2 separate regions of the Homo sapiens genome follow, and region 2 is linked to region 1. The links are chromatin loops, found by intact Hi-C in ENCODE. Cell type or tissue: PC-9. All regions are shown on one strand. Links, peaks and the distances in the headings refer to the core of each region. The heading gives the core; the rest is flanking DNA. Region 1 overlaps EPYC (epiphycan). Region 2 overlaps LOC124902983 (a long non-coding RNA gene).

Evidence for each region. Hi-C counts contacts between places; a loop is a spot of excess contacts. Peaks named below come from ENCODE experiments on the same cell type or tissue, not always from the same donor. Only the 100,000 strongest peaks of a DNase experiment are listed, where the experiment ranks them.
Region 2: a loop joins it to region 1, with 6 times the contacts of the local background. A loop is called at or near these places in 5 of 110 quality-filtered maps.

The regions. Positions count from the first base shown.
Region 1 is chr12:90,977,117-90,980,042 of GRCh38, reverse strand. EPYC (epiphycan) reads left to right here. Exons shown (of 7, transcript NM_004950.5): 3 at 1,781-1,955. Among named protein-coding and RNA genes, the nearest start is that of CCER1, 23 kb to the right of the region's middle. In PC-9, for the core only: CTCF peaks have their summits at 1,484 and 1,691 (motif pointing left); no DNase peak of the experiment used is centred there.
Region 2 is chr12:92,648,674-92,651,599 of GRCh38, reverse strand. All of the region lies in intron 1 of LOC124902983 (a long non-coding RNA gene), which reads left to right. Among named protein-coding and RNA genes, the nearest start is that of PLEKHG7, 53 kb to the left of the region's middle. RefSeq lists an enhancer at 1,333-1,627. In PC-9, for the core only: a CTCF peak has its summit at 1,458 (motif pointing right); a DNase peak (open chromatin) is centred at 1,559.

The DNA.
Region 1 (2,926 bases), core at 300-2,799:
TTCTGTTTAAGAAAATGTGCCCAAACTTCTCAGCTGGAGCTTTCTGGTCAAGCTTTATTGTATCTTCATGTATTGCTCCTAAAGTATCAAAGACAGTATAATCTGTTTTTGTTTTGATTTCATGCTTTAAATAATTTAAAGTAAGTATTAGCACATTCACTGATTTGTCTCAGAAAATCTCTAAACATAGAGCTGTGACTTAGATATATTTTGGACAAGCAAAGTTGGAAAAAATTATACTTCAATAAGTACTTGCTGATTGCCTATTATGCTTACAGCCTAGAGGTACACAGATAAAAGACATGACATACTTTACCATCCAGCAGGCTTGGAAATGCAGAAAACAAATGGAACCAATGTAATACAGCACAGAAAAGGCTGAAATAGAGAGACTCTATGGAAGCACAGAAGGATGCACAATTCAGAAATATAAACTGATAAAAGAAAGTTTAGTGTTCCTTAAAAAGAATAATTTTCATTTGTGATTTGCAATGCTTTTAAATCTATTATAAGTGATATTAAATCATAAGTGTATTCCTAAAATTTTTTGGTTACTCAAACACCTAGAAAATACCTGGTCTGAAAATATACCTGTGTTATAGATGAAAGGAATAGTTTGCAGATCACTTGGTATTAAGTAATCCAGAAATAATTTATGTGTTTCTTTACTTTCTTAATGAAAGCAAATAAAGAAGGGTGGAAAAAAGCAAAAGGCCATATTGGTGTGGTTAAGGGAAAGTCTGGGATTTCTGGGGATACCACAAGGACACTGGGCCACAAAAAGTGGGTCCTGGATGTCGCCATCCCAATTGCCTGGAGCAAATTTTCAGCCCAAGCTTACGAGACCGTCAGAGAAGTAGACATTTACTAAGTACCACAAAGAAATAGACATTCAGACAAGGGAAGAAATCTGAAAGAGAAGATTTCTCCTAAATCCAAACAGTATTCTTAAAAGCAATGATTCTATTACTTAAAATGTACAAGTTAGATAAGAGCAAAGCAGTTGTAATCTAAAATATAATATAAAAAAAAACCTTTGAATAATTTTGTAATTTTATAACTGCCTCCTAGTGTCAACGTTCTCAAAGAAGTCCATTTTAACATACCTAGATATCATTACAATATTTGTTATTTTAATAATATTGAAAACACATGAGAAATGGCATATCACAATCAAATCATAGTTTTTATGTCACTATATATTTTATTTTAGTATAAAGGATACTTTTCAGTAAAATGCCATTAGAGACAGTATAAGTCATTGGTAAGGAACAGAATATTTGAACCTAGGAAATCAAGGATTGAAAGGACAAGATAATATGTATCAATTTCTGCTCAGTTATTACCTTCAAGGGGAGTAGAATGAGAGCTGGATGGTAAAGGGGAGTTTTGAATTTACTCTGTACACTTCTGAATTAATGTGAAGCTTTCACAACATTGATGCATTCTTATAATGCTACTTATTATTAGAAAACAATAAATGAGCTTTTTTTTAAACCTATGAAATGAACAAACATATACGATATTAAAGAACAAGAAGACCAAAAAAAAAAAGGCATTGGAAACAACTTCTAAGATTTGAGAAACAAAACTAATTAAAAACAACAGTTACTAGAACCATGTGTGTTCCTCCAAGCAAGCAGGATGGTCAAACTATTGAACTTTAGAACATGAGTGTCCTCTTGTGGCAAATATGGGTACATTTTAAATTTGTGTCACTGCCACACAGAGTGACTGAGAAGTTGGCCTGAAGAAATTCTCTTTTTTTTTTTTTTTTCAGATTGAAATAGCCACAGTGATGCCTTCAGGGAACAGAGAGCTCCTCACTCCACCCCCACAGCCTGAGAAGGCCCAGGAAGAGGAAGAGGAGGAGGAATCTACTCCCAGGCTGATTGATGGCTCTTCTCCCCAGGAGCCTGAATTCACAGGGGTTCTGGGGCCACACACAAATGAAGGTCAGGTACCTCAAAGCAGAATTACAATTGAGTCCACTTTGTCATCCTCAAAACTGCACAGCTTCAACTCTACAGGGAAACCACATGACATGACCCAAGAAAAAAGTTTTGGAATAGGCTAGGTTTGAAGCATATTTATACATAGATTTTATATTCAAATATAAAGCAGTTTTAATAATTCAGCTTCGGTCTCATAAAAATGATCAAATAACCAAAGATTTGGGATGAAAATATTGTGTATCATTACTCGAAACCTGGTGGTGGAATGTATTTGTAGAACAGAGAGTAATTGATGAGCAGGATAAAATCTTTGCCTCTGAGATTAGGCCACAGCAGTTCAAGGGGATAAGAGATGATGAGGATGAAGATGATGGTAATAGTAATAATATTTTGCACTAATTGAGCATATACTATCTGTGGCCTATATGCTCAGCACTTCACATTATCTCATTGGATTATTAAAACCTCCCTGTCAGAGTGTTAATATTACTCTTCTCATTATCATGGAGAAAACCATAATTCAAAGGGGATAGTAACTTGCCAGACATCACAAAGCTGTTACATAGCAGGTTTGAAGCCAGCCTGTTCAGATTCTTGGCTGTTTATTTATTTAAAAACAGGCTTCTTCTCACTCAATCCTAAGAAGCAACAGAGAGAGGAAAATATTGCACAACATCAGACACCATGTTGCATGGCCTGCAGATGAAACCAGAGCCTTTTAGTTAATGAGAAGGAATTCTTAGTGCTACATGTAATTCTATAATATGTCCGTATTTCTTGTTCAAATGTGTCACTGTCAACCTTGGGGGTACTCAAGAGGACTCACACTGGAATACTTTTATATACACAGAGAATGGCATAGTTAGGGAGTATAGAAAAAAATAGAGAGTTCCCCCTGCAAAGGTTGAGTGAATGTAGAGTGTCTCTGTATTCCAAGTTCTGTAGACACAAAACTTAGTTTCAAATAACTA
Region 2 (2,926 bases), core at 148-2,647, 1.7 Mb before region 1:
CCCAGAGAAGGAATTATTCTGTTGCTAAGTTTATTAAAATTTTTTTTTTTAAATTGATACATAATATTTGTACATAGTAGACCGGGTGAGGTGGCTCACACCTGTAATCCCAGCACTTTGGGTGGCCAAGGCGGGTGGATCACCTGAGGTCAGGAGTTCGAGACCAGCCTGGCCAACCTGGTGAAACATCATCTCTACTAAAAATACAAAAATTAGCTGGGCATGGTGGCGGGCACCTATAATCCCAGCTACTGGGGAGGCTAAGGCAGGAGAATCGCTTGAACTTGGGAGGTGGAGGTTGCAGTGAGCCAAGATCATGCCATTGCACTTCAGCCTGGGTGACAAGAGTGAAACTGTCTCAAAAAATATATATTTGTACATATTTATAGGGTACAGGTGATATTATGTTATATGTATAAACAGGGTGTTCCAGCATAAGCAGGTACCCTCTACTCAGTCCTTGTTCCTACCTTTGCAAAACTCACTGTTCTACTGTTTTCCAGTGGCTTTCAAGACCAAATAAGTACATTTACAATGGTAATAGTGACATCAATGACTAAAGTTTTGGTCACTCTCAAAATTGAGAAAATGACCAAAAGGGGGGAGTTTTTAAAGTGAACTAAATATGACCTGAGAAGGACTCTGAACTTCTGTGTTTAAGTCCTTGTGGATGAACTGCAACCTAACGCAGTAGGTAGACAAGAGTGAGACCCTAACTTGGGAGTGTATGCCGGTAACAGTGGCTGGGTCTTGGCCAATCCCAGCAGCCGTGCCTCAGCCACTCATATGCTGTTGCGTGTTCAAACTGTGTTCAAATAAGGCAAATGCTGAGCTTTAACCAAGCCAGTTGTTTCTGTACCTCACTTCCAATTTCTGTACGTCACCTCCCTTTTTTTGTCTATAAATCTTCTTCTACCACGTGGCTGTGCTGAAGTCTCTCTGAATCTGCTGTGATTCTAGGGGCTGCCCGATTCATGAATTGTTCATTGCACAATTAAACTCCTTTAAATTTAATGTGGCTGATTTTTTTTAAACACGTGTAGAATGTGAAATGATCAGGGTATTTAGGGTATACATCATCTCGAATATTTGTCATTTCTATATGTTAGGAACATTTAAAATCCTGTCTTCTAGCTATTTTGAAATATACAATACATTATTGTTAACTATAGCCACCCTACTCTGCTGACAAACATTAGAACTCATTCCTTCTATCAGTTGGTAAGTTTAAACTCTGGTCAGCCTGACTCCAAGTCCTGTGTTCATAACCAGTCAATTACTTTATATCAAAAATGACCTACGTTTTCCTTGGCAAGTTAAGGCCTCTCTTTCATATCCTTTCCCAAACCTGGTTTCTCCTTCAGACCCTGTTCCAAACTCACCCCGGATGGTTTATGAGACGGATTTTGTCAGCCAGTTTTGTTTCTGAACTCACAATGAAGGAACCACAGGGTGGCAGTGTAACATTGCACAGTTCAAACAAGAGGGCATGAGACTGCATCATCCCAAGTGCACCAACCAGGTCAGACTCAACTCTTAGGCAGACAAACCACTGACCAACTGGCTTTAGTTCATCCTGTTGCAAACACACAGAACGCATTCCTCATGGGCTAATCTGAGGAGAATCGATCCCAGAGACCTCAGCTGAATGACAACGGTGGCCCTAATATCACAGGGAATGCAATACGTTTTTAAATATTTTGCATGCCGACCCTTCACTCTCCTCTCTCTATTTAGGCTTTATGAAATCTGTGTGTGAAAAGTACAGAAGTGGTGGAAAGAGCAAGGAAGATAAGGGGAAAGGAATAGAGAACGGCTTTGGCGTCAAAGGGCATAGACTGAAGGAGCTCCTCAGCCTGTTTCTGGTTGCATAATATTAACAACCACACCCCGCATCTCCAGACTCATTTCCTTATGCATGAAATGGGGAAAACAGTGTCGGCTTTGCAGTTGAGAATAGTAAATAAGGCAAAGGCATGCAGGATTTCTAGGTGCTTAATCATGGAAATTATGTGCTTTCTTCAGATGTTGCTTTCCTTAGCCTGGAGAAGTAGGATAGCTAAGAGAGAGAATAAGATTCATGTTAGAGAAGGAAGAGGACAACACAGCAAGGGTAGAAGTCAACACATAGTTTATGGACAAAGAGGATTCCTGTTGATCAAATAACATAAAAACCGTTTATGAAGCTGACAGAATGCAGGGAATCATCTCTGTATCTTTCTGCATCGTTTTTTAGTTTGTTGTTTAGTAGCAACAAGAAATAATCATGCTTTCCAAGGGAAGTGACAAGATATGCATATAGAAGTGTGTTTGGTTTCTAAAGGTTTTTAGGGATCAATTACGTTTTACAGATGTACCTTTCACAGATCATTCTTCGTATGTGTCTGTATTGTCTGAAAATAGCCCAGGATGAGCAGTCTATGTGCTCTGGTTGGAAACCTGGCTCTTATTTACTGGCTTTATGATTTAGGACCAATTCCCTAACCTCAGTTTGTTCATTTGGAAAATGAGGAAAATTATAGTAGCTCCTACTTTACAGGCTGATTATACAGGATACAAGGATTATATAGGATGATGTGTGTAAAGTGTCCAGCATACAGTAGGCTCTCAATAAATGCTGGAGCTTGTTAATAACCTTGCCCAGTTACAGTAACAATAGTGCTTTTCAACGGCCTGGAATTCAGTCACAGCTGGAAATCAGGTAATACTTGAAATTGCTTAAGGAACAATAAAGAGAACAAAAAGCTGTTTTTTTGCAGCTCTGTGTTGAAAGTTGACTCACATCCTTTCAGACCACTTGCAGCAGTGCCCAGATCTCTTCTCTGGGATCGTGGTGTCTCCATCAGGCCAAATTGACTCCCCTTTGCACTTACAATGCATTCTTGGGGACCAGTTGGGTGCCCATAGCTGCTTTGAACTAGAGACG